Linked DNA regions of Mus musculus: regions 1, 2, 4, 5, 6 and 7 are each linked to region 3. A link is a loop called in an ENCODE intact Hi-C map of the cell type or tissue named here. Cell type or tissue: left cerebral cortex. All regions are shown on one strand. Links, peaks and the distances in the headings refer to the core of each region. The heading gives the core; the rest is flanking DNA. Region 1 has its middle 47 kb from the start of Gm36367. Region 2 holds the start of Gm39438 (a long non-coding RNA gene). Region 3 overlaps Gm39436 (predicted gene, 39436). Region 4 has its middle 9.8 kb from the start of Gm36485. Region 5 overlaps Gm4657 (a long non-coding RNA gene). Region 6 overlaps Gm36686 (a long non-coding RNA gene). Region 7 has its middle 32 kb from the start of Gm36367.

Region 1 (4,516 bases), core at 341-4,340, 94 kb after region 3:
TTGGATGAGACTTCATGTCTACTTTCCCTCTCCATATTGGCCTGAGTTTTCACAGGGCTTATACATGCCATCACTGTTGCTATGGTTCATATGAGCAACTGCTCTGCTGTAGATGGAAGACATCATTTCTTTTTATCCATCCACTCTTTCTGTATCTTTCAGAGTTCCAACCCCCTGTTTAAAATGATCCCTGAGCCTTGTGGGTGGATAGAGATGTCCCATTTAGAGCTAAACATTCCACAGCCTTCTATTCTTTGCCTGTTGAGCAGTTGTGGGTTTCTGGGTTTACTCTAAATAGAAGCATATCTGAGAAGCATCGAGAAATGCACTGATCTATGGATATGATGATGAGCCATCAGGAGTCAGTTGCTTACTATCTCTATTTAACATAAGAGCAGTAGTAAGTTCTTCTCTGGGGCCATGACCAATCTCACCACAGGTTCTTGGCATGACAATGGTGCCAGGCATGAATTTCATCTTCCTGAACAGGACATAAATCCAACCAGAGAATGGTTGGTCAGTCCACAGCGTTTATGCCATTATTGCACCAGTGGGCACGCCTTTCTAGATCAATGGCTATACCAGCTTGTAGAATTCACAACTGGGTAAGATTGATGACGGTTTCCCTCCTTTTTCAGCATGCACAACAACCTTCCAGTACTATGATAACTAGCCAGTAGGGATCAAAGTTACAGGTCAGGACTAGCTTGATGCATCCATGTTCTCTGACTCAAGTATGTGATGATTTTGTGTTTGGGGAACTGTTTACAGAAGAGTTAGCCTCTATGGAGGGAGGCATCCCTACATGCCATAATCTAAGGAGCTGGAGAGATGATGGCTTGATGTACTTGCTGTGAAAACAGGAGGATCTAAGATTATGTTCTTAGCACCCATGTGAAAGCCTAGGAGAGCCACACGTGTCTGTAACCCAAGTGCTGTGGGGCAATGACAGGAAGATTCCAGGAGCTCAGTGGCCAACCAGACTAGCTCAAACAGCAAGCATCCAGTTCTGTGAAAGACCTTGTCTCAAAAAATAACATCGGTTACAGGAAGACACTTGATATTCTTCTCTAGCTTCTACACGAATATACATGGGTGTGTATACTGCACACACATGTGTACATACACCACACAGATATACACATGTACATACTGGACACGAGATTAATTGAGCAACTACTGAAATCAAACATTGGGCTACAGGGAGCCTACAGAACCACCATGATAAATCAAGACAGGAAAAAAGCCACATGCTGTGTCTGTGTAGAGAGGAACAGGATCAGGGAACAAGAGTGCTATACAGGGAGGTGACAGCTATGTTGGACTCTGACAGATGTGTAGGAGTTGATCACACGGTAAAAGGAAGAAATCCTAAGGACTGGAGAAGTAGCTCCCTTCTTCCTCCCACACTCATACCCTGCCCCCCTCCCCCCCCACCCGGCCAGCCGTCATACGCAGAAATAATCCTGGATCCCGAGGGAAGAGGAACAAATGTTCAACTCCGCACTGTGAGACTGTGCTCGCTTGCTAAGCATACCCCTGCAGCACTTGTGCCTGTGAAATGCATTTCACGGCTCATCTGTTCCATAAATGAGATGTGAAGGCAGTTTACACCTCGTTTACATTTGCGCTGTTTTAAGGAACAGTATAGATTCCACTCCACCCAAGGAATGAAATGAGGTCGGCTGCCCTGTTCTTTCTATGGATTGAATCCACACAGCTCTCCGGTCTCACCCAGGGATACAGAATCCTAAGTGCAGGATAGAGCAGGTACCCAGGCAGCTCCAGAAGTGCAGAGGGAAGCAGGCAGTGTGCTCCTTTGACAGAAGGGGTCCAGCACTGTGTTCATGGTATATAACTTAATCAAATAGAATTCAGTGTTCAGTTATAAATCTCACTTTTGCACATAGTCGTACCTGAGTACCTGAAAACAGTACTACAATTCTTTCATGTTCCTTTCCTGTCAAGAGTGATCTCCAAGATGAGCTCTGTTGTGACATTTATATCTATAGACTCACTGGGCTACTCCAGAATTTCATATACACGAAATTAAATACTGTGCGCTTTTCTTTAGGGTCTGGCTCCTTTTGCTCAAAGGATACTTGTGAGGGCTCTCCATGCTACACCATGGCTTCATGGCTCACCCCTTTAAATGGTTAAGTAGCATTCCAGCGAATAGGTATGGTGTTCCCTGGTTGGTGAAACTTGATTTTGTTCCTTAGTCTTTGGTAATTATGAATAAAGCTACCATGAGTACGCTTATACAAGATTCTGTGAACTTAGGCATACTCAGGTCTCTTGGGGACATGGGCTGGAATGGAATTTCTGGGATGTAAGTGTGGGTGTATTTCAACTTCCTTAGAAACTGCCATATAGTTCTGCAGAGCCCTCAGTTTGCACTCCCACAGACGGTGGACCAAAGTGCTGTTTGTCACGTGGATTTGAGGCAACCACGTGACTGAAACCCCCACAGAGCAGCACAAACTATTCAAGGGGTCTGAGACAAAAGCCAAGGCGGATGGTTTTGGAAGAGAAATGATATGGCAGCTTCCTATTCACAGATTTTTTTTTACTGTGCCACATCCTGTCTCTCGAATGTCCTGCTCCTGATTCCAATGTTAGAACTCACTCTAAGTGCAAATGCAGTGTATTTTGCCTCCTGGCTACTTACCTGAAGGGTGTCAGGCCCATGTACTAGAGTCACTTTTGTCCCTCTTCCTCTAGAGGACAGATCACCTTGCCATCTTTAGCAAATTGGTATTTATAGGTTGTTTCAATTTTTTTGTGCTTGGAAAACACTAGAGCACACCTTTCCCTTCCGTAGCTTTATTTCTGTTCCATGGTGAGCTCTGGGTGCCTGCCTCTCTCCTGTGTTCTCTTGTGGCTTGGTTTTCTCCTGTTGACAAGCACGCTGCCTTATGTTAGCCTTCCTTACGCAAACAGCTTTTGCTTGTTTTAGTCTCTTTCATAAAATGTCTCTTTAAATTATTATTTAAAGAGGATCTGACTATGTAGCCCTGGCTGGACCTATGCAAATCCAGCTGGCCTCAAACTCACAGATCTGCTTGTCTCTGCCTCAAGAGTGCAGGGAATTAATGATGTGGGCCAATACAACCAGGTCAACTTTTATTATTATTTTTTAAATGTTACTTGCTTTTCAGAAAACATTTATCAACCAGAGATACAAATTGAGCCAAATTTTATTTTCTAGAAATACAACAAAAACCAGAGGCAACAATAGGCTTTGATTAACACCTTTCAAACCCTCTCTCCAATGCTAACAGCTCTCCATTATTTACTAGTAGGTACCTAATGATGTATCTAGATATAGGTTTTAAAGAATTGCTTTGAAAAATTCAATGTAAATTCATTTCAATTGTCTATCTCGTGTGATGTTAGGTATACCCAATGAAATACATTAGTGTCAAAAGATTCTTTTTTATATACATTTCAAATGATGTTTCAGCTGTGTAATCTGACTTTGGGATGTAGTTTTGGAAATCTGTACAATAAAAGGTAAAAACAAAATCAAATGCATGCTCTGCAGCCCCCAATATTTCTAACGTTTTTAGTTATCTGATGTTTCAAAGCGGTTTTATAATATTGATTTCTGTACTTGTCAGTTTCCATTTTTAAACCTATCATCAGTATTTCAGCTTGGAATTTCAATTTCATTTCTTCATTTTGATTTATCACACACACATATACTATATAATATAATATTATATAATATAACCCTAATAACGATTTTCTTCAAGGGCTAGTAGATGTGGGACTTCCTGAGTCCTTGCATATTTCAGAATCATTCCTAGTTCAAGTCATCTTTAAAAAACGACTTGGCAGAATGTGTAATTACTGCATCACACCTCCTTTATCTCAGGGCTTTAGGGGTATCACACACTTGTCTACTGATATTGTTATCAGAGGAAAAACTGAGATCAACAGAAACCTCACCAGAATCCTTTCCTGTGTGTGTGAATGCACATATGCAGTGCCCCTCCACATGCACACACATATGCACATACAGATGCACACACACATGCACACACATATGCACACATGCACACACATATGCGCACATACATGCGCACACATGCACATGCACAAATAGATGCACACACATGTACACACACACATGCACACACATGCACATACAAACACACACACATATGCACACACATATGCACACATGCACAGACATACACATGCGCACACACACATACACACATGCACACACAGGAACACACATATGCACACATGCACACACATACACACATACATGCACACACATGCATTTTCACATGCATATACATTTGCACACACATATACACTTGCACACACACACATTTGCACATGTATACACATACAGAGAGAAAACTGTATGTAACTTTCTCCTTATGTTGTAATAATTGATTTGATTCTTTCTTTTTCATATACATTACATATAATTTCTCTGTTTCCTCTAGAGACTAGTAATGTGTACTCTTGACTTGTTGAAGTCTATTACTAGGAACTG
Region 2 (4,516 bases), core at 229-4,228, 100 kb before region 3:
ATGTGGGTCCTGGGGATCAAACTCAAGTCATCAGCCTTGGTGGCAGGTAGCTTTCTTTCCTCACTGATCTACCTTGGTGGTCCTGAATTGGCTTCAATATTTGTCCCGTACTCTGCCTCAAATATGACCAACTCCTGTAGTGGGCGTGTCCTAAATCATGAACCTGACTACATGCTACCATTTAAGGTTTTATGTGCTTTCTTGTGGCTACAGTAGCAGACATAGGATTAGATGCATGTTTACCTGTGGTAAGAGAGAAGTACCAGATAGAGTTAGTACATGAGCTGAGAAGAGCATCCAGCCAGCACAGGGCATTTGGGTCGAGGAGCCTACCCCATGGGTAGTAGGAGCTCATTCCTGAAGGGCAGAGATGTAGATGGGCTTATGCAATGGTACCCGGAGGGTTACAAACCAGGAGACAAAACAAAACAAAACTCTCTGATTAGTCATTGGCTGAGTGTGTTCCCTGGGGTGCTAATTACCTGCCACCATGGTCTTTCTGTATAGAAGGCCAAGCCTGTGTCAGTGGTCAGAGGGCTCCTTCAGGCAGGAGCAGCAGACACGCATTGGAAACTTTCTGCGAGCAGTGGGCAGGAAGGGGTGAGCTGTGGTAGCATCTCCCACAGCCTGCCCTCCCATCTCCATGCGATTCACAGGCTCTCAACCCTACAGCTCCATCCCTTCACTGCCTGTATCCGTGCAGATGCTTCAGCAGCTCCTTCCAGCCTGTGTGCTCCGGTTCACAGCAATCTGCTGTCCATCACCACATGGTTACCCTCAGTGCACCTTCAGACGGGGTGCTTTGGTCCACACCCACACACCAGTCACAGCACTGCCTCCACGACAGCGGGGTCGGATGGCCTTCATCCTGCATCTCTCAGAGCTCTTCCTTCTCGCCAGACACAGGCTGTGTGGCACTCCTGGGTTTAGGATTGACCCTATCCAGTTTTCTCCGAGGCCCTAGAGATGAGCACATGGTTTGGCATCCTAAACAAATGCTCCAGACTGAACCGGGCATCTATGGCTCATCGTTTAGCATGCAGTTGGGACTCATTATCTGTGTCCCGAGTTGAACCCACCCTTGTCTTGCTTGGCTGCCTCTTTTTAGAATAAGCAATACCAAAAAGGAGACAAAACCAGAATCTTACCTCTCCCTAGGGATAAGCTTGTTATTTTTTGTCAACCCTGTGAGATTAGAGCTGGAGGTGGTGACCAAGGGGGATCCGGAAGCCAGAGAAGACAGGAGGTCATCGGGATACACACGTGTGCACACACCGTACATGTGAATAGGCAGAGCTGTAGCAAAAATGAAAAGAGAGGAAACTTAACAGACTGGGAGAGGCTGAGCCCAGAAGATGGACTGTCAGGGATGAATAGAGGTAAGAAGAAAAGACAGGAAGAGGGAAGATTGGAAAGATAGGGCCAAGAGGAGGAGAAAATATGGCCAAACCATATCCTACTTGGGAAAATATAGCACAAAAGCCCTGGAGAGAGACTCTCTGTCACAGGGTATGAGACAGAGACTGGAATCCTAGCTATGGATCTTAATCTCTTCTCCTATGGCTGACTCAGTGGCAAAGATGAGGATAGTGGGGTGTTGGGTGAGGGGGACACGGTGAGCCCCTCACTCATCACCATGACTATGGTCTGAGTACTTGTAGTGGTGTGAGATGTTTGCAGAGCCCTTTCTGTATCCTTTTACAGGATAAAATCTCCGAGGTTAGGGCAGAGTGCTGTGATGACCCCCCCTGGGCCCCCGTGTGCGTGCCTCTGGCCTTGTGAGGTTAGATTTGCAGTACCTCATGAAAGAATAATGAGCCATATCAATGTTTAAAGCCGCCTAATGCTCCTTTCAGTTCAGCTGTCTAGAAGTTTGCAAAGCAGGGGCCATGGTTCCCAGGAGAAGGCCAGGAGACATGACCGAAGGGCCATAGGCAGCCAATGTGGCCATCAGAGCCTTAGGTGGGTCTGTGGTGGGAGGATCCCAGCCAGCGAGGGGAACGATCAAGGTCAGTGAACAGCATTCTGCAGGAATTACCTTCTTCTTGAATGTCTAGATAGACCAGACTCAGGAGCCTAGGAAGACTGTCCTTTGTGCATGTATGGGTGTGCATGCATATGTTTGCGTGCACGTGTGTACACATGCATGTGGGAATCAGAGGACAGTCTCAAGTATGGCTTTTCAGGTGTTTTCAGGTGGGTTCTCTGGACCTAACTCAGATCCTGACTAAGCTATCTTTCTCCAGCCTTAGAAATAATTTCTGAATAAGTCCTCAGAATAAATCCTATATCACAAATAACATCTTCCTCCATACATTTCTTTCCCCATATTCCAGTTATTAAACTGCATTGTGCCCCAGCCCCAAGCTCCGGTTCTTGCATTCTTCTGCCCAGAGATGCTGGGGTTGATGTATTCTGTCAGCTGGTTCCTTGTGACGCCTGCCAGTAGGGGGCGCAATAAGAAGGCGTTTCAGATGCTCCGACCCGCAGCTCCCTCTTCAGTGCCTGATGGGTCCACGCACGGGTTAGGATTTTTGCAGCAGCACTCTCACGGCCCACCTCGCTGGGACGAGTTTACTTGGAGGTATCACCACCCAGTCAGCTGCCGCCTTCATTATCTAGATCCTGTTCTGAGGAGTTCTTCTTCAGACTTAAAACGAAAGTTTTATTTATGTATACGCGCGTTTGTCTGTGAGAATAGAGGCCACACGAGGATGCCTGCGGAGGTCAGAGAGGGAGTCAGATCCCCTAGGGCTGAGGTTATGAGCATTTGGGAGCTTTCTGACATGCATGCTAGGAACTGTTCCCAGGTCCCCTGGAAGAGTCGCGTGTGCTTCTAACCACAGAGCCATCTCTTCAGCCCCTCATCTTTACACTTCTGAGATTTATTAATTCAAGCGTTTTTTTTTTTTTTTTTTGTTTTTTTTTTTTTTTTTTTTTTTTAGTATTTCCATAATTTTAGGGATGCACTGGGTGACTAGGCTAGTCTTGGTTTTCCTGGGACTTTTTGAGTTTCTAATACCGACATTCAGGTGTTCTGAAATTCAGCACATCTCCACAAATAAGGAAGGTTGGTCATTTCAGGCTGAGAGCTGCCTCCCCCAGCTGCTCCCTCAGGCACCTTGTTAACGATTTTATATCATGATAACAATGATAAATTAGGATGAATTTTGCCTGTCAAAGCTGTCGCTATGATTTCTATTTCCTGACTTGAACTTCTGTAGCCTCATCTCTAACTCTTAGGAACTTTGTTAAGCCAGACAGCATCTTCTAATTAAGGGCACACTCTAAGGTGCTCAGTGAGGGGAGCGCCTGTGGATTTTTGCTGCTGCTGTGGTCACTATTGTTACAGTACAGCTTAGTGTGGAAAGAAAACCCTGAGAGTGCTGGAGGTGGCTTGCATTATGCCCCTGGGGGTCCTTCCCAAGCACTGTGGGGGTGCATACCTGTAATGCCAGCACTTGAGAGATGGAGGTGGGAAGATCGGAAGTTCAAAGCCATCCTTAGTGACATAGTGAGTTCAAAGACAGCCTTACATACAGGAGACCCTGCCTCAAAAGAGCAGCAAACAATCTCACCTGTGTGCAGCTTGTCCACACATATCCCAGCATCCACCTCCCTCCTCCCAGCTGTGCTCTCTGGCTGCTGTCCAAGGCAAGCACCATCATCTCTGCACAGGAGAGAGTGACTCAAGTCACCCAGGCAGTCACAGATGTCTCGAGTTTCAAACTCACTATAAAAAAAGTTTCAGGGACTGGGAAGATAAAGCAGATAGAGCACTGGTCTCACAAACAGGAGGACCAGAATTCTGGCCTGTAGTGTCCACATAAAAAGCCAGTATGGTGGTCTGCTTGGAATTCCAGGCAGGGACATGGATCTCTCAGGTGAGCTGGGTAGCTAGACTAACCAAATCAATGAGCTCCACATTCAGCAAGAGACCCGGTGCAAAAACAAAATGGGGAACAGTTGAGGAAGACAACTGTCGTCAACCTCTGACCTGCACATAGATGCACGCACACACACATGCAGAACACATACATATATACACACATGCACCACAATACACACACATACACAAATACACACATAAACACATACATACACACACACGAGTTTCCTCACATGCTTTGGGTTTTTCTTGCATGGGGTTCAATGCCTGGCAAGCACTGGCTCTATTTAATTTCTCACACCAACTGCCTCTAACCTCTATGCCCATGCCTTTGGACTTTGCCTAGCTCTGTGGGCGAAATGCACCACGGAGACACGTAAACTAGGGGAATGAGGCTGAGACTCCTGACTTCAGCTGCATATGGCCCCAACCCTGGCACAGCTCACAATCTTCAGTGGATTTGCATTTTAACTAAAAGCTTTCTAGAACCTTGGCCTCAGACCTGGTCTGCTTAAAAGGCATTTCCCATAACACTCAATTTTATTAATACCATAAAACACTCTGCGCTAAATCACTGGATCATTTCGTATGCAGGAAACACCCTGTCTGGCCGGCTGTCTTTGGATA
Region 3 (4,516 bases), core at 160-4,159:
CTGCCTCTATGCATGCCCATGGCCTCTGCAGGAACAACTGAGTTTAAAGACAAGAAGACCTTTGGAGGGATTAACAAATTCATACTCATAATGGTCAGGTCTGTCTGCTTCCTCCCTCTCCACTTCTTCCCACAAAGAAAGGCAAGCTACCATAGTGTTTTCAGGTGGACAGCAGTCTTGGGACCAGCAACGACTGTCCTGCTGTGCCTTACACACTGACTTCAGCTCTTGTTAAGTTTTCAATCTGAATGTCCCCAGCAGGTGATGCTCTTTTGGGAGATTGCAGAACCACCAGGAGGTGGGACATAGCTAATGGAAGCAGGTCACTACCCGTGGGCCTTTGAGGATCATAGCTCTGCCCCTGGGCCCTTTAGACCCTATGCTTTTTGATCTATGGTGTTGTGAGGAACCTTTGCCACACTCTCTGGTGGCCTCGAATGAAGTTTTCTGCTATGTCTTCCTTTCTGGGATGGATAGAAATCCCTTTGGGACCATGAGCCCAAAAATATTCCCCCTGTGCTGCTTAGGTTTTTTGTTTTTTGTTTTTGTTTTTGTTGTTTTTGTTTGTATGTATGTTTTGGTCAACTTGACATAAACTAGAGTTATCTGGGAACAGAGAAACTCTGTTGAGGAATGTATCCATTAGATTGGCCTGTGGGCAAATCTGTGGAGTATTTCCTTGATCAGTGATTGATGTGAGAGGGCTCAGCCCACTGTGGGCGGTACCATTCCTAGGCAGGTGGTCCTGGGTTGTATAAAAAAAGCAAGTTGGGCAAGCCATGAAGCAAGCAAGCCACTGAGCAGTGTTCTTCCATGGCTTTTGCTTCAGTTCCTGCTTCAGGTTCTTTCTGGAGTCCCTTTCTGATTTCCTTTCACTCTGGGCCATGGTGTAGATGCATAGGTCAAGCTAGCACACTCCCTCAACTTGTTTCTGTCAGGTGTTGTGGTTGCAGCAGTGTGAGAGTGTCCAATGCAACCCCTGATGCCTTAACTCTGGCCATTTGCTTCTTGACTGTGAAGTGGAAAGCACCCATCTTGCTTCTCCAGAGCCTGTTGAGGGCATTCTGTGGGGGAGGGCTGAGAAGTCATTTGCAAATGCCATAGTGCCCCATGGATGTTGGCACTGCTTTAGAACATAGGTTATCAAGTGTTATTGGATCTGGATAACTGAATAACCAATCTGCCCATGAATTTATGTATGTGTGTATGTGTATGCATACATGTAGGTATCTATGTATCTACCTACCTCCCACCTACCAACCATGTGCTCTCTGCTAATGTGTATTCTACTAATTCAGGGATTTTCAGAATAAGGAGCTTTGGTTTTCTAGAAAGCCCTCAGGAAGGGGTGGGGGAGTTAGGGAGTAAAAGTGCCTGCTCCAGTGTGGTGTGTATAGTGATGTTTTTCCTATGGAATGTCCCCCAAAGATTCCTTAGGTATTGTTTCTCCCATGAGACCTTCAAGAGCCTTTACTAGCACAGCGGAGCAGGACCTAAGCATGCGTGTACTGGCACAGCTGGTCCTCCTTGCTCATATGTTTTCATTATCTTCTTGTAAATATCTCCCGCCTGAGGCCAAGGGAGGTCAGTCCAGTGATGGATAAAATGCTGATTTTTACATCCCTTCCACTGCCGGCTAAAGATTCAGGAATGTTTACCAGCCTGCCGGTTGAACTTTTAGGCTTCTCCAGAGAATAACGATTTAGCTGCACATGTGGAAACGTTGTCATTATCTGTTTAGGGCTGACCATGGGAGAACAGTGACCAAGGAAGCTGGAGGGAGTTGGGCCATGCCTCTTGCTCTCGTTTTCTCTTCCTCTAATTTACCCTGGGTCTGCCTCTCCCTCCTCCTCCTCACAGTCCAGCCGTGCAGCTGCATTCATTTACACCCACCAGTTCTGCCCAAATCTGCCATACAGGGAACTGAAGGGCTTGCAGCCACAGACTCATTTCCTAGGCAGTGAATTGTAATAACACAACAGGACGGGAGTCTTGATCTGGCGCACACTCCTTGGGTTTACCAGAGGTAACAGCATAGCTTGGGAGTCTCTCTCTCTCTCTCTCTCTCTCTGTGTGTGTGTGTGTGTGTGTGTGTGTGTGTTTAGTGGGTAGGTGTCAGTACGTGGGCTCTGGGATGTGTCTCGTGAACACCAGCGATGAAGAGCATTGACAGCACTTGCTGCTTGGTAATGAGATTCAGTGTTATAGGACTGTTATTTTTAGGGTTTAAACTATGAAAATCTCGTTTCCCCACTAGAGGCCTCTTTTCTGTCATTCTGGAGCACACCAGGTGAGAAACCCAGTGTCATCTTTGAAAGTAATAACAGATCACAAGTTAGCGCATAAAATACTGCTCTTGCAAGTCTGGTTGACAAGAGTGAGCTTAAAAATGGAATTTTGGGTTGGGACAAGCAAGGAATAGACACAGGAAGATAAATTTGAAAGTACTGAGTTAAATGAGGACAACGGGGGGCAGAATCTTGAAATGGACATATTCCTTGTGGCAAATCAAGTATCCATGCCCATTGCAAGTCTGCCTGCCCATGTCTGTCTGTCTGCCTGTCTATCCATCTATCCATAGTCATCTTGCACCTATCCTTCCATATGCCTCTCTGTGTGTATGAGTTGCCACTGGGTATACCCTACTGTACACCTCTAGGTGGTTTTGGTCTAAATCCCCTCCCTCGGTCACCTTTACCTCTTCATGCTCACACATACTTCATATTTGTCTGATTCCATGAGTAGAACTAGTAAAATGATTTTGTGTAGGTTTGGAAGCCTTTCTGGTTTGGCAATATGGGCTCTTGAGATAGAGGTTTCGATTATTCTATATTCTGATCCTATCAACCAGTGCATCAAATGTAGCTACTTAGAAAAATCCAGAAGTTTGATCATGGAGGTGCTCATGGCTTTGATGACAAGTCACATGTGTGATGATTTTTGAATGTGCTGCCTTGTGTCAACTTTTCTTAGGAGGACCAAACTTGAAAGAGGAACCCTGTCTCGAAAAAACAAAACAAAACAAATAAAAAAGTCAGCACCAGTCTCTACCCAAAGGCCGGCTCTGTCAAGCTTGTGTCCCCAATCAGAATGGACGTTCTTTTCTGTCTGCCTGATTCACCCTGGCCACAACTTTCTCACTATACTCTGTTTCTTGGGTCAAAGTGGTAGAGCCAAGCGTGACTTCCTGTTCACCTCTCAGCTGGTGTGCCCACTTCCAAAGCGATTCCCAGAGTGTGGCTCCTTCTCCTCTCACTGCTCGCTGTCATGATTACTTCAGTTGCTTCCTTACTGGCTTGTTTCTTCAGCAGCCTCCTTGCCTGGAGCTGTCCATGCAACTCTTCAAAATCCTCGGGGGTGCCACCACGTGGCTGTTTCCAAATTCTCTGAAGACTCCTCACTGAACACTTTAGTGCTTTGGGTCTGCCCATTCTCCGCCTCCAAGGGCAGCAAAGGGAGGCTCTCTGTCCACACTTGGCCTCCTCCTGACTCTCTGACTCACTGATTCCCTCCCACCTTCCATTCTCCCTGCCCACACTGTTTTCTTCCCCAGACGAGAGTGCTTGTCTGGCATTCCATTTTGTTTCTATTCAAATGTCACCTCCTCGGAGAGAGATTATCTTTGAGGATTTGAAATAAAGCACCATCCCTGGGTCCCATCCTCTCTGCACTGCTTCTCTTAGCCTGCTTGATTTTTTTTTTCACAATGGTCGTCATCTTCTGACATCCTATGCCTATGACTGGTTTCTCTGAAGGCAGGGTCAGCTTCCTGAGACAGGGGACTTTTCTTGGTCAGCATTATCTCCAGTGGCTGGAACAGTATCTAGCATGTACAAGGTGCTCATGAATTATTTGTTAGCCAAATGAAGGTTGGTGAAACGGCTCTGTGGGTCAAAGCAACTGCAGCCAAGCTTGACGACCCATTGGACTTATGTGGTTGGAAGGAGAGAACTGACTGACTACTCGTTAGCTGTCCTCTGACTTTTCCATGCACTGTGGAACTTGCACACCCACACACATGAGAGAGCACACACATGCTCGCGTGGTCCATACACACAAATAAACTAGGTATAAAAAATATAAATGAACAAATGAGGGTGTTGCTGGTGCTTTCTACAATGCCTTTATACATTATCTCTAGCAGTCATGTTGTTCAGATGCTGCTGGACGAGCAGTAAGGAAGTGCACTGAAACAAAACACGTTGAAGGTGGGATGATGCTCCTGATGACTCACACACTGAGAGCTCCTTGATCGGAGGAAGTTGCTCAGTAGAGCAGCTGGTAGATGGAGGATCCTGACAGGCACTGAAAACCAGAGACAGAGCAAGAAGCATAAGCAGAGACCATGGAGGAAGGTTGCTTACTTACTTCAGCCCACTGGCTTTCTTGTGGAGCCCAGAACCACCTGCCTAGGAATGGTGCTGCCCATGGTGGGCTGGGCCCTCCTATATTAATTAGCAACCAGGATCATGACCCCTAGACATAGCCACAGATGAAGTTGAGCTGGGAAGTTCTT
Region 4 (4,516 bases), core at 171-4,170, 78 kb before region 3:
TACCGTGGCCGGAAAGCTGACTGAAAGCGAGGGGATGCTAGACGGCCTCCACCCACTTCTGCTTCTATTCCAGCTGTGGGTGGCACTGTCACCCTCAGGGAATGTCTTCCTCTCAGTTGCAGCCTGACATGGCAGTCCCCTCTGGGATCCCCCTCCTGGTTTTGTGACATTTGCTCTACTTGTTCTCTAAGCGTCTCTCCATCCAATCGAGTTGCCCGTGGAGATGAACATCATAGCCCCGCTGGTCCTTTTCAGTGGTAACATCCTTTTCTCCTCATCACTTGGCTCGTTCAAGTTTGACCTGTATCTCTATCACTGAAAGGAAGGCTCGAGAATTTACCCCCTGGGCTCTTGCATTTGTAAAATGTTGCTCCTTTCTCTGAGCAAAGATAAGATTGTAGGTCAAGATCTAAGCTCATAGTTTCTGTGAGCATTTTATTAGCATTTTCCATTGGCACCATTTTAAAAAGAATATATTTTTAAAATTTATGTGTATATGTGTGAGTTTATGGGAACCAAGTATATGCAGGAGCCTACAATGACCACCAGAGGGCATCAGAACCCCTGGAATTGGAGTTATAGGTGACTGTTAGTCACCATGTGAACCAAGGTCCTCTGTTAAGAGTTTCAAGTGTTCTTAACCACTAGGGCAACTCTCTAGCCCCAGTATCTTTAGACTTGATGAGCCACTATTTAAGGGGTACTGTTTCAAGCATGGAGCTTTTTGTATTTTTGTATTTATTTTTTAACTTTAAGGTAAACTGGACCCTTTGCCTAGCTGCTCAGCGCACTGACTGTTTCTGAATATCTAAGCTGTACCTTGATGCTGTCTGTCATGTGAGTTTTCCTCATGGCATTGTAGGTCCTTTTCATCAATACGTATTAGAATTACAGGTGATTGTGGGTCACCATGTAGGTGCTGGGGACTGAACCTGAGTCCTATGAATGAGCGAGCCATCCCTCCAGCCCTGTATGGAGTTTTGTTGTTGAGCTGTAGGAGTCACTTGAATATTTTTGGATATTTACTCATTGTCGGATATTTCAAAAGCGCGTTCTTACCTTCTGGAGGCTGCCTTTTCTGCTTTTTCTTATTTGATCCACACAAGTCTTCAATGTTGATGCCCCCTCTCCACACCTACTTACTTTTTGTCTGCTGGGTTGTGCTTCTGATGTCCTGTCCTATGCTAATGCTTGCTAAATCCAGCTCAGGAAACAGTGTCTTCCGTTCCTTACACCGAAGATTAAAAAAGGAAAATGCTTTTTAACACTTTTGTGTGCACATTGATGGTGTTAAAGAGTTCCCCTGCTCTTTGTGAACAATTAATTTATTTTCTGGCCATTGTTCTCATTTTCTCTTTGCTGTTAGCTGTTTAGTCCTTTGGTTGCATGGGTTATTTGGTTCCTCTCCTCCTCCTCTCCTCTCCTCTCCTCTCCTCTCCTCCCCTCCCCCCTCCCTCCTTTTTTTCTTCTTTCTCTTTTCTTTCTTTCTTTTTTTGTTTGTGTGTTTTTTTAGTCCATATTGGAACAAAATGAGGTTTTTTTTTTTTGTTTGTTTTTTTTTAATAAATATACTTTTCCCACTAGGAGGAGCTTCGAGATGCAGACTTACGTAGACCCTAGGGTAAGGCAGGGCTTCCTAGCTTTACCTCTGGAGAACTCACCAGTACAAGGTCGTTTACAGTTGGAAATCTTTCTGTCTTCCATTTGTCTTGGTAACAGACTGCTTCCAGCAAATGTGGGGTCTGTCTCTATTGAAGCACTCTCCTTGGCAGCAGCATCCTGTCCTCACAGTTTGCTGATGGCCATGTTCTTTCAAATGCGAGGGTATTTGGCCCCTGGAGTGCGCCATCTTGTCTGAAGCCCCTGTGAGCTCCTTCCCTGGGTTTCACAGCTTCTCTTGAATCTGTCACATCGTGTGTGAAAGTCAGCTAATTCCTATGAGGTTTTTTTAAACCTTTAATTCTATTATTAATCTTATTATTTTAAGATTTGTTTTTATTATTTTTGATTATATGCATGTGTCTGTCTATGCACATGAGTCCAGGACCCCTTGGAGGTCAGAGGTGTTGGATCCCCAGGAGCTGGAGTTACAGACGACTGTAAGCTACCTGATGTGGGTGCTGGGAACTAAACTTGGGTCCTCTATGAAAGCAGCATGCCTTTTAAACCATTGAGCCATCTCTCCAGCCCTCCCATTATCTCTGACATTAGACTGATTTCCTAGAGAAAAGTGAGTCTGGTCCATACATATGAAAGGCCTAGGTAGCTGTATCCACATTCCATATTCTACTTTTTCCTTTGGGTCAGTTTGAGTCTCCTGGTTGCTAAGATACAGGATGGAACTGGGAGAACAAGAACCATGAAGGTGACAGAGCACAGTGGACTGACTCTGACTCCGCCACCTGCTGGGCAGGGGAGGAACTCCTTCCTTCTCTGCTTTAACTTTCCCTTTTAACTTTCCTGTCCTGTCCTCCCTCCCTCCCTCCTTCCCTCCTTTTTCCTTCTTCATTTTACCTTTTGTTTTGAGACAGCATCTCAACTATCACAGCCTGTACTCTGATTCACTATGTAACTATAACCAAGAATGCCAGTGGACCCTCATCTTCCCCTCTCCACCCCTCCCCCAGGGCTGGGATTACAGGTATGCACCAACCATCTCATTTAGTTTATGTACTGTTAGAGAGCAAACCCAGAGCTTCCTGCATGCTAGGAGAGCCCTCCACCCGCTGAGCTCTATCCCCAAGCCTACCTTATTTATTTATCTAATTAAATTATGTGATGGGTCATAATAATTACAGCCAACATTTCTCCACTGCCCACTTTATGAGAGAAGGCCTTCTAAGAGCTTTGCATATATCAACTAATTTAAGGCTCACGGGTGTCATCCTGGGTACATAGATGAGGAGACAGACAATAGGGGGCTAAGTAAACAGCGGGTTCCTTCCAGGCGGTGCCTGCATTCTCTGCACAACCCACCTGGAGACTGCAGCAACCTCCTGGAGATGTTGGAAGGATTAACCTATAGTGCACATCAAGCTATAAGAACAGGGCAACCATTAAGTCAGGAGTTTCTGCCCTCCTTCCTTCCCTCCCTCCTTCCCTCCCTCCCTCTGTCCTTCCCTTCTTCCCTCCCCTCCCTCCTTCCCTCCTCCCTCCCTCCCTCCCTCCCTCCCTCCCTCCCTCCCTCCCTCCCTCTTTCCCTCTCTCTTTCCTTCCCTCCCTCCCTTCCTCTCTCTCGCCCTCCCTCCTCCAGTTTCTCATCCTCATCTCCTGTATACACGCCGCCCTGTCGTGATGACATGAAGGGGACCGCTGGCTTCATATGATTTTGGTGGTAAATTAAGACATCAAAAGTGATCTCAAACATTTGAAATAATTTTTTCTTCTGGTAGCATGTTTACAATGCTGACCTTGACCTTCAAGATAAGACAACGGCAAGAAAACATTCATTCATTCATTCATCCATTCCTTCATTCATTTTTGGTTTTATTCTGGGTTCCCCATGTCTCACAGCCTTCAGGAGCTGATGGCAGAGTGGAAAGGAAGGGACTGCTCCACAGATCACAATTGGAAGGCGTCAACTTAGGTCACTGACCCAGTTTGCAGATGGACGTAGATGTAGAGTGTGGCCTCCACCATCTTCCAGGACTTTTAGAATTGTCTGCTTCATGATGGTCTGTGCCCCAGGGTTCTAAAGATCACAACTAGTCCTAACTGTGGGATTTATGGCTAATGGCTGTCAACTGCCTTCCCCAGGAGTCATCCCCTGCGTGATTGCTGCATTTTCATAAGGAGTTGTGCCCACTGGGCTTGTCCACTCTCCAGCTTGGCCCTCATCTCTAGAAAGCTCTGGGTGTGCTAGTAAGGGTTGCACAGGGCACAACTCCTTCTGAGAGTTAGAAGGGGAGGGGAGAGGCAGAGGGAGTGAGCAGGTGGGTAGACAGGGTAAATAGATGGAGGCTGATGCTAATTCCATGTTGCCTGCTGGAATCTCTGGTCTGCTCAGCTTTGGTCAGAGGTCCACACAAAAGCAGAGGGGCCCAGCTGACATTGCTGATGAGGGAGAGAGTCTGTGAAGAAGGAGACAGGACAGGAAGAAAAGACCTCATCACCTTGGGCTCCACCTCTAGCAGCTGGGACCTTGACATCACTGAAGGTTCTAGACCCTGGATGAGCAGTGACTGACCAGGGAGTTGGAATCCTTGGTTTCCCAGCCACATCTGAGCCTAACTACCTGTTGGCATGCGTCCTAGCATTGAGCCCTCTTGCTGCCAGCCCATCACAGACTGTTTGCCTTGGCAGCTGCCCCCTCCTCCTCCTCCTTAACTCCTCAGGACAGGGACATTCCTAGCCTGTTCCCTGTGGCAGCTGATGCCTTTTGATAGCAGCAGTGGCCCCTTCACCAGCCTGTGGGACAAGTGGACTGAGCCACCAGACAGACGAACTGATAAGGTTGAAGCAGGTTCAAAAACCCCAGTCAATCTCATAATTGAGAACGGCGGGCATTGGAACCAGC
Region 5 (4,516 bases), core at 263-4,262, 170 kb after region 3:
GTAAAACCACACACTGATATACAGCCTGTGACAAGGGCGTGCAGCCCTGCCGTTCTTTTTCTGCAGTTAGTTACCTGTGCAAGATGTCCTCACTCAATGGTTATAGCAGATGTGTTTCTCCTTCTGGGCTTTGTTTGTTTGTTTGTTTCCATTTCTTTGTTTGCAGCATCGACCATTAATTTTTCTTTTCTATGACTTCCGAACATTCCAGTTTTATGAATGTTTCACATAAAGAAAAGAAAAGAAAAGAAAAGAAAAGAAAAGAAAAGAAGCCGGGCGTGGTGGCGCATGCCTTTAATCCCAGCACTCAGGAGGCAGAGGCAGTCGGATTTCTGAGTTCGAGGCCAGCCTGGTCTACAAAGTGAGTTCCAGGACAGCCAGGGCTACACAGAGAAACCCTGTCTCGAAAAACCAAAAAAAAAAAAAAAGAAGAAGAAGAAGAAGAAGAAGAAAGAAAGAAAATAGAAGGAAGTAAAGGAAGAAAGACAAGACAAGGAAGAAATGAAGAAAGAAAGAAAGAGAGAGGAAGGAAGGAAGGAAGCAAGGAAGGAAGGAAAAAGCAAAAGAAAGAGGTACTTCCTGTGAAGACGCGCACCCTGGAAAAGGCTCGCGTAGCCCAGGCTGTCCTTGAGCTTACTATGTAGCTGGGGATGACCTTAAACTCTTTTAAATTTCCTAATGTATATGCATGTTTTATCTGCATGTGTGTCTATGTGCACACTTGATAACCATGGAAGACAAAAGAGAGCCTTGGATCCCCTGGGAGTGGAGCTGCAGGTGGTTGTGAGCTACCCTATGGGTGGGAAACAAGGCTAGGTTCTCTGGAAGAACAGCCAGTATTCTTAATGTCTAAGCCATGTCTCCAGCCTGACCTTTCGATTGCTGCCTCCTCCACTCAAGGACTGGGATCACAGGCACGCACCTCCACAACAGACTATATTTTGTCAGTTCTTGAAATCTGAGTTGTGCACACTCCCTTCCACAACAAAGACAGCTCTGAGGCAAGCTTTGCAAACCCTTTCCGGTCCCAAGGTCTCCCTGCTTGTAGAGAATCTGAGCACAGTTTAGGTGGGCACAGCTGCGAGGCATTGTGGGAAGAGATGCAGAGTAGGGTCTGAGACTCCAGGAATAAAGTTTTTATTGTTACCCCAGCTTTGCAAAGAGTTGCTCAAAAATTAGGCTTCTGTCATTCTTTTACACGAGGCCCTCTGAAAAGCAACATGTCTGCAGGCACGCCGTGACTGGGAAGTCTAGGGGCCTGGAGGCTCAGGGGTTGACGGTGCCAATTAACAGAAAGAGTGCAGGCTTGTAAAAGGGCTGCCAGGGACTGGCAGGTCTTCTCTGCTTCATTAGGGTAACTTTGAAAAGGTTGTAGGCAAATGGCACCTTTCACTTTTAAAATCCAACTGGTGGCTTCCTAACCATTTTAAAAGCTTGATTTTTGAGCTGTCCACTGTAGCAAGGACATGGCCAAAGCTAGCATTACTCAGAACCCCGTGGCACGAGGAGTCTATATCTTTCAACGCCTCCGTCTTGCTCGCCATACTTTTGTTAGCTTCCTCCTCCTTGACACTTCCCTTAACCCACCCCCACCGCCCTCCTCCCAGTGAAAGCCCACGCCATATCCCAAGTCTGTTGCGGAGAACAGACTGGAAGACATCTGCCTCTTGCCTTTTTTTCTTTTCTTTTTTTTTTTTTTTTAATTCCTCTAATTGATGGAGCCAAGACTCCACACCACAGCTCTGCTCCCTGAACAAACCAAATGGTGGCTGTTGGCAGCATATTGACAGCTTGCTAATGAAGGGATCCTTGACAGCGTGACAACCTGCCTGGGCTGCCTCAGGAAGCCAAGTCCGCCCCCATACCAGCCCCGAGTAATTAACAGGTGGGGGAAAATAGCAAGAAGCTGCCACTGGGGAGAAGAGAAATATACTCAACCAAATGAATTATGTAGATTTTAAAAAAGATTTTGATTCTGTACTATCTTTCTTATTTCTTGCTAGCAAGCTCCCCTGGAAAGAGTGTTGACTTGGGGGCCAGATGAGCGTGGGTTTGCGGCTCAGTCTGGTGGCCTCCCCTTTCCCTGGCTTTCGAAGCCTTTGCTTCCTGGTCCTTTAGTTTGTGAGACCTGACTGGGTACAATTTGTAAAAACACACTCATAGATGACACTTATCTGTCATAAATTGTTATAAAAAATTCTCTTTTTTTGAGGATTGATTGGCTCAAGTGTTCTTACATATCTATTTCTACCAGTGTTTGATTTAACAAACAATCAGACAAACAAAAATCATGAAGTTTGGTTTTTGTTTTCTGGAGAGCATTAATCGTATGTTTGCGAGTTTGTGTGTGTGTGTGTGTGTGTGTGTGTATACATGTGAGTTTGTATGTGGAAGTCAGGGGTCAATGGCAGGTGCTGTTTCTCTAGAGTTGTCTGTCTGGTTCTTTCTCTTGGACACAGGATCTCTTTGTGAACCTGTAGCTCACTGATTAGGGGAGAGCTGGTGGCAACAGAGTCCCAGAAATCCTCCTGTCTCTTCCTTGGCAGCACTGTGATTGCAAGAACACACCTGACATTTTTTATTATAATAATAATTAGATATTTTTATTTACATTTCAAATGTTATCCCTTTCCTAGTTTCCCCTCCGAAAATCCCCTATCCTCTCCCCCCTCCTCCTGCTCCCTAACCCACCCACTCCCACTTCTTGGTCCAGGCATTCCCCTATACTGGGGCATAGAACCTTCACAGGACCAAGGGCCTCTCCTCCCATTGATGAACAACTAGGTCATCCTCTGCTACATACGCAGCTAGAGCCATGAGTCTCTCCGTGTGTTTTCTTTGGTTGATGGTTTAGTCCCAGGGAGCTCTGGGGTTACTGATTAGTTCATATTGTTGTTCCTCCTAGGGGGCTGGAAGCACAGAGTACCCAATGAAGGAGCTAGAGAAAGCACACCTGACTTCTTATGTGTGTCGGAGATCCACACTTAGTCTTGATGCTTGTGCCGCAAGCGCTTTCCTGACTGAACCATTTCCTCAGCCCCATGGGCTTTGATCTTCGGCATGTTCATAGCATTTTAAATGATTGTATTTTCCTGGTGAACTAACCCCTGTATCATCAGAGGGTAGCTCCACCCTTCCAAATCTCTTGTCATTCTTTCTGTCCTACCTTATGTGTAGTTGGTTTATTTTATGTTTCTGTGTTTTGGGGTGAAAATTGTGTGCAGAGAACAGACAGGCTTAGGCTTGGCTCAGGCTGGCTCAGGTACCACACTCATCTCTTCAATAGCCTCTCTCCAACTCCACCAAGCCCCCAAATAGTCACTGTATCACTGTAAAGAACCCTTGGAGCCCAGCATATGATTCACCTGATTGGACCCCTCCCCCCCCCCCCCCCCAGCTCTGACAGACACCAGGAAAGCAACAGACGCAATGTCTCAAGACCTAAATTTGTAGCTCCTGGTGTTTCACCAAGGGCTGGCTTTAATTTAGGAGACATTCAAGATGATTTAAAGCAATTGCTTTCAAGCTTCCTTGAGGCTTAGATTCCCTTATGAGTTGATGAAAGCTCTGGACTCTCTTCGGGGGGGGGGGGGGAGCCACAAACATATACTTTTAAACAATCCTGGCCCATTCAGTGTATCTCTCAAAGCTGTGAGTGTGCCTCTGTTTAAACATCTATGTTATAAATGCCAGGGAGTGAAAGGAAGTCTTCACTTATGTATTCTTTCATTTATGTATGCATTTGTATCTTAGTTTGTTTAATTGTTATTTTAAACAGTAGCTCACTCTGTAGTCCTAGCTGAGACAGAACTCACTATGTGTATCTATCTCATCTTGAATTACAGGTGATCCTCTTACCCCAGCTTCTTTAGATAAGGATTATCGGCATGAATCACCATACCTGGTAGAGATTGAGACTTTAAATGATTTCAAACTGATTTGTCAGAAGACAGATTGTGAAATTCTGGCAGAAAATTGGCTGCACAGCAAGCTGGTAGGCAGCATTCTTTCATGGTCTCTGCTTCAGATCTTGCCTTTGGGTCCCTGCCTTGATTTCCTGTGATGATGGACTTACAAAGCATAATGTGAAGTGCTGTCCCTACCCTGCCCTTCCTTAGAGTTGGCTGATTGCTCTGGCCTATGGTGGAACCAGGTTTACCAGGAAGACCATGGCTGAGTGGACTCCCTTGTGCGCAGTGGGGGCCTGAGCTATTGACTAGGTAATAAGTACAATGGACCCACCAAGCCATAGCTGAAGCACTCAACTCCTGTGCTCAAAGGAGGCCTCCCAAAGCTCAGAGCGTGCTCCAGGCTTCCCTCAAGAGAAACCCAAGGAGAAAAGTTCACAGAACATGGGAGAAGACCATCAGAAGAAAGGATTAGGATGTCCCAGAGAGAGAACATTTACACCAAGAAGATCAGCTGAAAACATGCTTCAGCAGAGGTGTACTGAAAATTCTCAGAATAAAAGAAAGAGACAGAATCCATTTGAAAGTAGATGGTGCGATATGAAAGG
Region 6 (4,516 bases), core at 241-4,240, 290 kb before region 3:
CAACATGGTACTGACTTTGAAGGCAGGAAGGAGTTATGGATAACAGCCAAGACTTAGCCCGATGTGGCAGGGATGGAGTTCCAGTAGAGGGGCCATGAGGCTGTGGGTGAAGCTGTTTCCATGGAGACCCCAGCATACTGGAGATGCAAGACTGGTGGGAAGACCACGAAGGACAGTGGCAGGTGTGGAGCCTGGGTGATAGCCTTCACATGCTGCTGATGGCAGAGCCAGAGCGATGGGGCTACCCAAACCCTTTGGAGCCCAGAGGATCATGGGTGACTCTAAGACTTCAGACACTATTTATACTGTTGAGATGGGCACTTTAATAACAGTAGTCAAAACAGAATGGATTTGAAATAATTTCTATCCTTCCAGTTCCTTACACTGCCAGCAAATGGGACATCACCTTGGGAACTGGGTAGGATTGACCATTACCCACCTGTCCCGGAAGAGGTGCCACCCGAGGGAGCAAACGTCTCCCAGGCTGGCTGACTAGCAGTCAACATGCAGTCGAAAGCAGAGGGGCAGAATGCCCCCGCCCCTGTCCCCGCTTCTCTCCACTTCCTGACCTGTTTTGCGAAGGAGTCTGCTCTTTGGGCTCAGAAGCACCCCTCTCTTTTAATATCCACCGTCTTATAGACTGAATCCACAGTCAAGAGCAGAGCAATAAGGGCTTTAGTGCTTTCCTTTGGCTCAAAGGTGAAGGCTCCGTGCTACACAGGGCTGTCCTGCGCATCCTTTCTACTGGGTCATACGGTTTCCTACATTTTACTGAGGCAAAAAGAGGTTCTGACAGGGTCAGTGTCCCCCTCAAGGCTGCACAGCAAGAAGCAGTCAGATGTCAACCTCCAAGCTCAAACTGTTCTTAAACTGCTGGTGTTAGGGCTTGCTGGGTCCAGCAGGCTACGCTGTGTTTGTCCCATGGAGAATGCAGACCCCTGTGCTGTTGAGAGTCTGAGCTAAGGTTCCTGTGTCCTCAGCGGCCATCTTTAGCTCTTTGTTCAAAGTGGCTCTCAGTTTGTTTATTATAGACGCAGAGCCTGGCAACCCTGACTGCTGCATCAGAATCTGCATTTTAATTAATCTATTATTTGTGTGTGTGTGTGTGTGTGTGTGTGTGTGTGTGTGTGTGTGTGTGTGTGTGTGTGCACGTATCTCTGAGGGTGTATGTGTGTGTGTGCATGTGGAGGTCACAGGACGACCTCAGCTGTTGTGCCTCAGGTTCCATTCACCTTGCAATTTTGAGACATGGTTTCTTGCTGGCTGAGAACTTGCCAAGCAGGCTAGGGTGGATGCTCACCGAGTTCAGGGATCTGCCTGTCTCTGTTTTCATGTGGGATGGGGTAAGCATGGACCACTGCCTGAATTGGTTTATTTATTTTTTTTATTTTTTTAGTCCTTCCTTCCTTCCTTCCTTCCTTCCTTCCTTCCTTCCTTCCTCCCCCCCTCTCTCTCTCTGCCTTCCTACCTTCCTTTCTCTCTTGTGTTGGGGAATCAAACCTTGTCCCTCACCTAGGGCAGGCAAGAATCCTACTATAGAGAATATGCTATAGAATATGCATTTTAACAAGATCTTCTTGTGATCAGAATGTACCCGAAAATCCAGGAACTGCTACAGAGGGGCCCTTCTGAAAGGAAGGGCTGCAGGCTATATGGGGAGGGGGCATCAGGGACACAGCAAAATGCACCACGCTAGCGTGTCCCCAGAAATAGACATTTCCCTGCAAGGATGGACAGAGACAAACCCACCCCTTGCATTTATTTCCAGGGCAACGGGTACCTTAGAAGCTCCGGGACTCAGTCGTTGTGACAGTGTGTGCACACTAGATGGCAGCAGAAGGATGTCGGAAAAAAGTTTGCTAGGCAGTTGGTCTAGGGGGTAAGACAAAATGATAAAGCCACATGGGCTGGGGAGGGGGGCAGCTGAGCCATGAAAGGAGATTGCTGGGGTGACGTGAAAGCAACGGGGACGGGCAAGTCCAGAAGGCTGTCTTGTGGAATGAGAGAGTTGGGCATTTGTCATTGCTTCTTCTTTTCTTTTTGCTTTTTTGGCCTCTAGCTATGTTAAGCACATGCTGTCCCCCACAGGGATGGGGCGTCAGCAGCTGGAAATGGTGAAGCTGCAGAGAATGAGGTGTGGGTAAAAAGTCCCCCATCCTCACCCCCGTCCGCTTGGTTCTGCTCCCGGAGGTCAGGGGAGGCAACAGCCGGACAGTTTGCAGCACTCGTCAGTCACAGGCAGGCTGCACGAATGGGAACATCCTTTCTCACCATGCACCGTGGGCCCTTGGCATGCACCTGCACAGCTCTTAGATGCTGACTTTTGCTGCCTTTGGCCTGAAAGACTGGAGCGAGAGTTGTTGGTGTATAGTCCGTCCACATCCACATAGTTGGCTGACCAGACTGGGAAAGAGTATTCAGGTTTTCTTTGGTTCTCTCCGTTCTTCATTTCCCTTGGGCACCCAGTGACAGCCATGTTAGAGAGGCTAGAGACCATCTGTGGACTGGAGGAATTTGGCTTGGAACAAAAGGCAAAGGAAGGCTCCATTACCCCCCTGAATTGTGGGGTCATCTTGTTAAACCTGGTCTCTCTATTTTAAAAGACTTATTTTTATTTTATGTATGTGGGCCTTCTGCTGGTAAGTGCCTGTGCACTCTGTGTGTGCAGTTCCCTTGGAGGCCAGAAGAGGGCCTCAGATTCCCCTGGAACTGGAGTTATAGATGGATGTGGGCTATCACATGGGTGTTAGGAATCAAACTCGGATCCTCTAGAAGAGTAGTCAGTGCTCTGAATTGCTAAGTTATCTTTCCAGCCCCAAATCCTGTCTCTTTATCATATGGTGCTTGGTTTAAGCAGGCCTATTTGGTCTGTGGAGATAAGAGTTTGAAAATTTATTTGGGAACCCACTTAAAAAAAACAAACAAACCAAAAACCAGAATGAATTTCAGCCTATTTGAAGGCAGTGCTGTCTGAAATAACCTGGGGTCATGACAGATAGGTGGAGACACTGGTTTTAGAGATTTCAGCATTCAAGTTTAGACACTGATTTTTTCAAGTGACTATCTGTCTTTAACGGAAATTGAGGCTTGGTGAGATTGCCATTGCTGTAGACGTCTGCAGGCTTAACGGCAGTAGGGTTGTGGATTGTAGGATGGGTGTGAGAACATGTCTTCGCTGTGTCTTGTTGGAGGCTCTCAGAGATCCACTGTGCTCATTTTAGCAAAGCCAAGACAAGCAGACACGAGCCAGGCTCTGTGCTGAGGACTGAAGACACAGGGGACTCATATGAAGCACAAATCTAATCAGTGCTGCTCTCTCTCCCCTCCCTCCCTCCCTCCCTCCCTCCCTCCCTCCCTCCCTCCCTCCCTCCCTCCCTCCCTCCTTCTTCCCTCCCTGTTTCCCTCCCTCCCTTCCTTTCTCTTCCTTCTCTCTTAAACTCTTTCCTTTTCCTTCCTCTTATTTTCCTTCTACCTTTTAAATTTTCAACGTTATTTTGTTTTATTGAGAAAGGTTTCGAGTAGCCCAGGCTGACCTCAACATGCTGTATAGCTGAAGGTAACCTTGAATTTCTAAGTCCCTTGTCCCTCTGCCTCCTCAGTGTTGGGGTTACAGGCATGGCCATCATAGCCCGTTTCTATGGACCAGGGTTGGAACGTCTATGCATGCTAGGTATGCACTCTACCAACTGGGCTACAACCCCAGCCTCTCCTGACCTTTTAAAAAAACGTCTGAGATGGGAGGTGGTGATGCACAGCTCTGATCCCAGCACTCAGGAGGCAGAAGCTGGCAAATCTCTGAGTTTGAGGCCAGCGTGGTCTACAGGTTGAATTCAGTAAAAGCCAAGGCTATCCGGAGAAATCCTGTCTTCAAAAATACAAAACAAATAAACAAAACCGACATCAAAAAAGGAAAAGAAAAAAAGAAAAAGAAAAAGAAAAAGAATTCTGATGCTATTTTAAGTCCCAAGAGGATTTTGCAAATTACCAGCCGAAGAAGACTAACTTGGGGACTCCAAGGACATAGTTGATCTCTCTTGTCCTTCCCCAAAGGAAGGCTTAATACATGACAAGTACTTAGAGACTTTAAGAAGAAAGTTTCTGTTTTATTATAGTAACTTGCTTTGTACTCTGAGAGAGAAAAATAAACTGAACTAGTTAAACGTTGTTTTTTAAGTCCCCCCCCCCCCCCCGGCCTGAGGACATATACCTTCTGCCACAGAAAAGCTCAGACGCTCTCTCAGGAAGGTGCTGTTCAAACGACCCAGTCACAGTTTGCTGTGGGCTGCTCCTGTTCCTCAGGTTCTGGGGTTTGGCTCCTTTGTTAGGGTATATTGCTTAAGTTTTGCAGATAGAAGGAAATGGAGAATTAGCAAGTGAGATGTGTTACCATGCTTTCTGGCATGTGGCTAGAGAACTGAGGCCCACATGATAGCCAATGAGATGAGAATCCCATGCAAATTGGGCACCATTTGTCCTCATGCGGCCAAGGCTGGCACAGTCTGTGGCCCTCTCCTCT
Region 7 (4,516 bases), core at 152-4,151, 79 kb after region 3:
CACAGGAGACCAGATGCTTCTATAAATGATGGGCTTGTCCTTCTATTCTATTTGAAGTGTCTCCTGTCTGCTGGGAACAATTGTTCCAAGGAGGGGAAATTTTATGTCATGAGAATTGATATCCATGGAGATGGATGATGAACATGAGCCCCAGAGAAAGAGTCTTGGGTGGAGGAAGCACCAACAGCGTCCCAGCTACTCGAGTGCTTTACCTTGTTGACTTGTAGCCACTGTGTTTTCAAGATGTGGCTTTCAGCATCTACTCTTTGAGTCCTTCTAGACTTTTCAGTAAGTTATTATGTTCAGTTACCAATATCTCCTTTCTTAGTATGTGGAGGGAGGGCAGAAGTCTTTCCTCTGCATCCATCATCTCCTCAGTGGCCCAAAGCTACCTTTTCAATCTCCATCTATCTTTCCTATCACAGGACACACAGCACAATTAGGATCCATCAAATGGTGTTGGGTGTATGATGAAGTCTTTTCTTGGAACAAGAGTCATTTCTGTAACTCTCTGTGAGCTTGACTTCTCTCACATCGATCAGCAGAGAATATGTTTGTCTACGGATATCTCAGTGAGCTGTCGCGAAGGCCAAGCCAGAGAGTACTGTCTCAGCCATGAAGTGTGATGTGAAAACCAGATCTCGCTTTTTCTCGATCTCTGACAACATTCATAGAAAAGCAATAGGCAAATAGCATGCAAATGTCTTCCCCTGGCCCTGTCCTGCTCCTAGCACCCTGGACAGTTCCAACAGCACTTTCATTTTCTTATAGGGCTGATAAGAATCTATCAGTAACTTCTCATGAGGTGAGGTGAGGTGAGGTACCCTTCATCTCCTAGAGCAGGCTCTGCCATCTGTGCATCAGTCCTGTAGGCTGATGATTTTAGGGAGTGTGTCTGTCTTGTCTGATGTTGTTCTCTCTTGCTGACAGTTGAAGCCACAGCCTCAGTCATCACCAGCTCCCTCTGATACTTGGATGAGATGGGAAGGGTTAGACGCTCCTTGTTTTATAAATTAGACAGACTATGTTCTAAGGGGTTTCTGAGGTCACTCATGGGATCTTATTTCTGTTTTTGCAATCCTGCCAATGGAAACAAAATTGCTTAGAGGAGCCGCACATGTTTGATATTTCCTTCAGCGATGATGAATGACACTTACATTATTAATGTCTTACTTTCCTGGATCAGGTAGAGAGGAAATACCGCCATACTGGGCTCTTTCCTCTGGTCACTATCCGTCAGCATGATTAATTGTGATTTCAGGCAAATCTCTCCTTTCTGGGGGTGGGGGGACGCATACTGAAGTTCTGAGGGGGTGAGAGGAATGAAGATGAAAGTGGATCCAAGAAACAGATGCCAGCCCAGGGACCTGGCTCAGTGAGTAATGTGCTTGAGGACCTAAGTTCAATTCCTCAGAACTCATACGAAGAGCCAGGTATAGTAGTGCTCACTTGTGATCTCAGTGCTGAGCAGCCAGAGGAGGCCCCATGAGGCTCACCATCCAGCTAGTTTAGCCTGCCTGACAACCGCTAGGTCAACCTATGCTCATGCATTCTCACACACACACACACACACACACACACACACACACACACACACGCACACACACACACACATGCACAGAGAGAGCGAGAGAGCGAGAGAGCGAGAGAGCGAGAGAGCGAGAGAGTGAGAGAGAGAGAGAGCCAGAATGATAAGATATGCAGATATTTGCTTGGTAAGGTAGTGGGAACGGTTCCTCACATGAAAGATGACCTCTATAGGATGTCAGGATTGTGAAGTGATTGGTGGGAGAAGGAGTGTGAGAGGGAAACTCACTGCATCTCAGGTAGACCACTGGGTTCAGAGAGCCCAAGATGGACCCCAGAGGAAGAAAATGACCTTCACCTGTGTTGAGATTCCAGTAAGGTAAGGATGTAACCGAGAGGCCCCCGGAGATCACTGTGTCTTCTTCACGTCCATGGATGGGCTTGAAGACGACATGGTGTGAACTGAGGGGTGTGTGGGCGGGAACATATGGAGAATGCAGGGTGGATAATTGTCTGGGAAGTCTGGGTCTGAGGAGGAGGAGGAGAGAGCAGTAACTGCAGGAAATGTGGGTGGTGGGAAGATATTTTTAAACTAGGGAAGGCTTGAGTCTGTTTTTGAGAGATGTGATGAACAGGAAGTCTTGACTAGTTAGCAGAGAGATGGATGACCTGACAGCCAGAGGACACCAGGGACGAAAGCCAGGACCCAAGAGGAAGGACTCTTCTTAGATGTCACATCAAGGGTATACATGGCTTTGAAGACCATGCTCTTATTTTACCAAGACAGTGGATACCCCCTCTTTCATCCATCATGCCCACTGCAAACGTTCTCTGGACCTCACTTCTCAGAAGCTTGAACTGCAAACATGTGCAGGAAGGAAAGGACACATGTGTGTCTCAGATCCTATCAGCACTTTGTAAAAGATTAGGCTCTCTCTGTCCACAGTGTCTGACCTTTTGGGACATTCACGCCCAAAACCAATCTCCCTGATTCCCTGTGAGACTCAACTGGACGAGCTGCAACTGCAGGACATGTGATGGTCTTTCATTCCCTCATCTTGTCTAGACTCCTCTTTCTCTGGGTGCAGAAGGGGTGAACATTCTCTTCTCTAATGCCCTTGGTCAGTGTTCTTAAGAGTGGTGTGTGTGTGTGTGTGTGTGTGTGTATGTATTCATGTGTGTCAGTGCAGATGAGTATGTACCACAGTCCTTGGATATGGGTTAGAGGACAACCTCTGGTGTTGTTGGCATGAGATCAGGTCTTATTGGCATCGTGTATGCCAGCCTAGCTGTTCCACGAACTTCCAGGGTGTCTCCTGTCTGCCTCCCATATCCCTGGAGGAACAGTGAGGTTACAAGTACTTACACTGCTATGTCCGGTTTCTGTGTTTGAACTCTAAACTCATGTCCTCACACTTGTGAGCTGTCTCTCCAGCCCTCAATGCTATTTTTCTTATTAATAGAGCCACTTTGTGCATTTACCCAACTTTAGAGAGATGCCTAAATACTCTACCTTCCTCCCCTGTACTCAGTGGCCCAACTGCCACTTAATACAACTTCAAGATGGCTAAATACATTTTTAGGTGTTAGTAAAATTGGTGGTGACTATTGTGCTATATTAAAAAATCCTAGGATTATCATCAGCATCAATATCATCATTGTTATTTTGATAGTTATGGTATAAAACGAAACGTGGTCTCATGTTTTACAAGCTGTCATCAAACTTATGATGTAACCAGGTGTGACCTTTAAAGTCTGATCCCTTTGCCTCCACCTCTGGCATCCAGGGACTACAGACAAATGTCACCACAACCAGTTTACATGAGGCTGAGTGATGGACTCAGAGCTCCACATATGCTATGAACATGCCAATGAGCTATTTCTCCAGTTCTGAAGAACTAGTTTTAAAAACGCAAATCAGAGCTAAATTTTAATCTCTCATGTGCATAACTAATTTTTCCAAGACCTTAAGACAGAAGCCCATGGTTTGTTTTTAATATCAAGAAAGCACACGTCAATAAACACTCTATTCCCACACCACCCTAAACTCATCCCATCCAGTGACAGTGAAATATACACTGACAAGAGCAATAAGAAAAATAATAACGTGATTGCAGGATTGATGCCTATTTCTGGCTTCATAAATAAAGGACTCGGCTGTCAGTGATGTTTAATTTTTGTAAACGCCTCTGGAAATTTAAGTATGGTAAGAAAACATTAGTCGGAGATAATGTTCAATTTCTCCCAACATAAGCTTTTAAACCTTGGCCGTGTGCAGTTTTCAGTCTGGGGCAAATTCAGAGCAAATCTCTCTGGAGCAGATTGTGGCGGGTTTGTTTTAAATAGGCTAGCTTTGTGTTACGGTTCTAGAGGGCAGGAAGGTAGAAATGACAGCAATAACAGGGGTAGAGAATGCCAGAAGCCTATAGCCTCACGTCTGCAGAACAGAGATGCTCTCCTCTATACATGAATGTGGACTCCCATATGCCACATGCCAAGTTTGGAAGGACCAAGGGTTGTGCACAGGAACGGTGGCCACAGCTCCCTGTTGGACATCGTGATGGCTTGGTGTTTTTTTCTCCTACACAATTGCTCTGGTGTTGAGTCGCCTCCCTGGAGCAGTATCATCAGCACATGGGTTGAGTAACAGACAATTTCCTGTTATCTCTGCCCTGTCTATGAAACTAGAGAAGCTAGCCAGAGAGATATGGGGAGTGTGTGTGTGTGTGTGTGTGTGTGTGTGTGTGTGTGTGTGTGTGACTGCCAGAGATCCATTCTACTGCCATCTCTTCAGAACAAGCTCATTAGAAAAGAAAGCAAGGAAGCTACATTAGGGGTGTTAGGGTTAGGGTTAGGGTTAGGGTTAGGGTTAGGGTTAGGGTTAGGGTTAGGGCTCTTAAGTGCTCTGTTGGACATATAGAAGTGGTTTTGTGACCTCAAACTTGTATCAGATCAATGAGTGCTTGCTAAAACACCATTTTTTTTTGAC

What was found. Peaks named below come from ENCODE experiments on the same cell type or tissue, not always from the same donor. Only the 100,000 strongest peaks of a DNase experiment are listed, where the experiment ranks them.
Region 1: a loop joins it to region 3, with 8 times the contacts of the local background. A loop is called at or near these places in 6 of 42 quality-filtered maps.
Region 2: it touches region 3 in a loop (2.3-fold over the local background); 4 of 42 quality-filtered maps call a loop at or near these places.
Region 4: it touches region 3 in a loop (5-fold over the local background); 3 of 42 quality-filtered maps call a loop at or near these places.
Region 5: it touches region 3 in a loop (7-fold over the local background); 6 of 42 quality-filtered maps call a loop at or near these places.
Region 6: it touches region 3 in a loop (5-fold over the local background); 5 of 42 quality-filtered maps call a loop at or near these places.
Region 7: a loop joins it to region 3, with 10 times the contacts of the local background. A loop is called at or near these places in 4 of 42 quality-filtered maps.

Annotation. Positions count from the first base shown.
Region 1 is chr9:113,246,018-113,250,533 of GRCm38, reverse strand. No RefSeq gene overlaps it. Among named protein-coding and RNA genes, the nearest start is that of Gm36367, 47 kb to the left of the region's middle. In left cerebral cortex, for the core only: no CTCF peak of the experiment used is centred there; DNase peaks (open chromatin) are centred at 382, 940, 1,505 and 2,411; H3K27ac peaks cover 3,572 bases.
Region 2 is chr9:113,440,188-113,444,703 of GRCm38, reverse strand. It overlaps Gm39438 (a long non-coding RNA gene), which reads right to left and starts at 942. Exons shown (of 3, transcript XR_871308.2): 1 at 483-942. In left cerebral cortex, for the core only: a CTCF peak has its summit at 2,440 (motif pointing right); DNase peaks (open chromatin) are centred at 1,001, 2,474 and 3,584; H3K4me3 peaks cover 342 bases; H3K27ac peaks cover 3,630 bases.
Region 3 is chr9:113,339,976-113,344,491 of GRCm38, reverse strand. All of the region lies in intron 4 of Gm39436 (predicted gene, 39436), which reads left to right. Among named protein-coding and RNA genes, the nearest start is that of Gm39436, 17 kb to the left of the region's middle. In left cerebral cortex, for the core only: a CTCF peak has its summit at 2,274; DNase peaks (open chromatin) are centred at 1,322, 2,154 and 3,444; H3K27ac peaks cover 3,819 bases.
Region 4 is chr9:113,417,883-113,422,398 of GRCm38, reverse strand. No RefSeq gene overlaps it. Among named protein-coding and RNA genes, the nearest start is that of Gm36485, 9.8 kb to the right of the region's middle. In left cerebral cortex, for the core only: CTCF peaks have their summits at 535 (motif pointing right) and 2,407 (motif pointing left); DNase peaks (open chromatin) are centred at 613 and 1,114; H3K27ac peaks cover 646 bases.
Region 5 is chr9:113,174,581-113,179,096 of GRCm38, reverse strand. It overlaps Gm4657 (a long non-coding RNA gene), which reads left to right. Exons shown (of 3, transcript XR_871299.1): 3 at 3,846-4,516. Among named protein-coding and RNA genes, the nearest start is that of Gm4657, 23 kb to the left of the region's middle. In left cerebral cortex, for the core only: a CTCF peak has its summit at 1,893; DNase peaks (open chromatin) are centred at 1,538 and 1,825; H3K27ac peaks cover 3,615 bases.
Region 6 is chr9:113,627,148-113,631,663 of GRCm38, reverse strand. Gm36686 (a long non-coding RNA gene) reads right to left here. Exons shown (of 3, transcript XR_379911.3): 2 at 4,208-4,334; 3 at 2,903-3,265. Among named protein-coding and RNA genes, the nearest start is that of Gm36686, 2.9 kb to the right of the region's middle. In left cerebral cortex, for the core only: CTCF peaks have their summits at 1,811 (motif pointing right) and 2,672 (motif pointing right); DNase peaks (open chromatin) are centred at 1,841, 2,210, 2,665 and 3,157; H3K27ac peaks cover 3,656 bases.
Region 7 is chr9:113,261,355-113,265,870 of GRCm38, reverse strand. No RefSeq gene overlaps it. Among named protein-coding and RNA genes, the nearest start is that of Gm36367, 32 kb to the left of the region's middle. In left cerebral cortex, for the core only: no CTCF peak of the experiment used is centred there; DNase peaks (open chromatin) are centred at 890, 2,053 and 4,000; H3K27ac peaks cover 3,701 bases.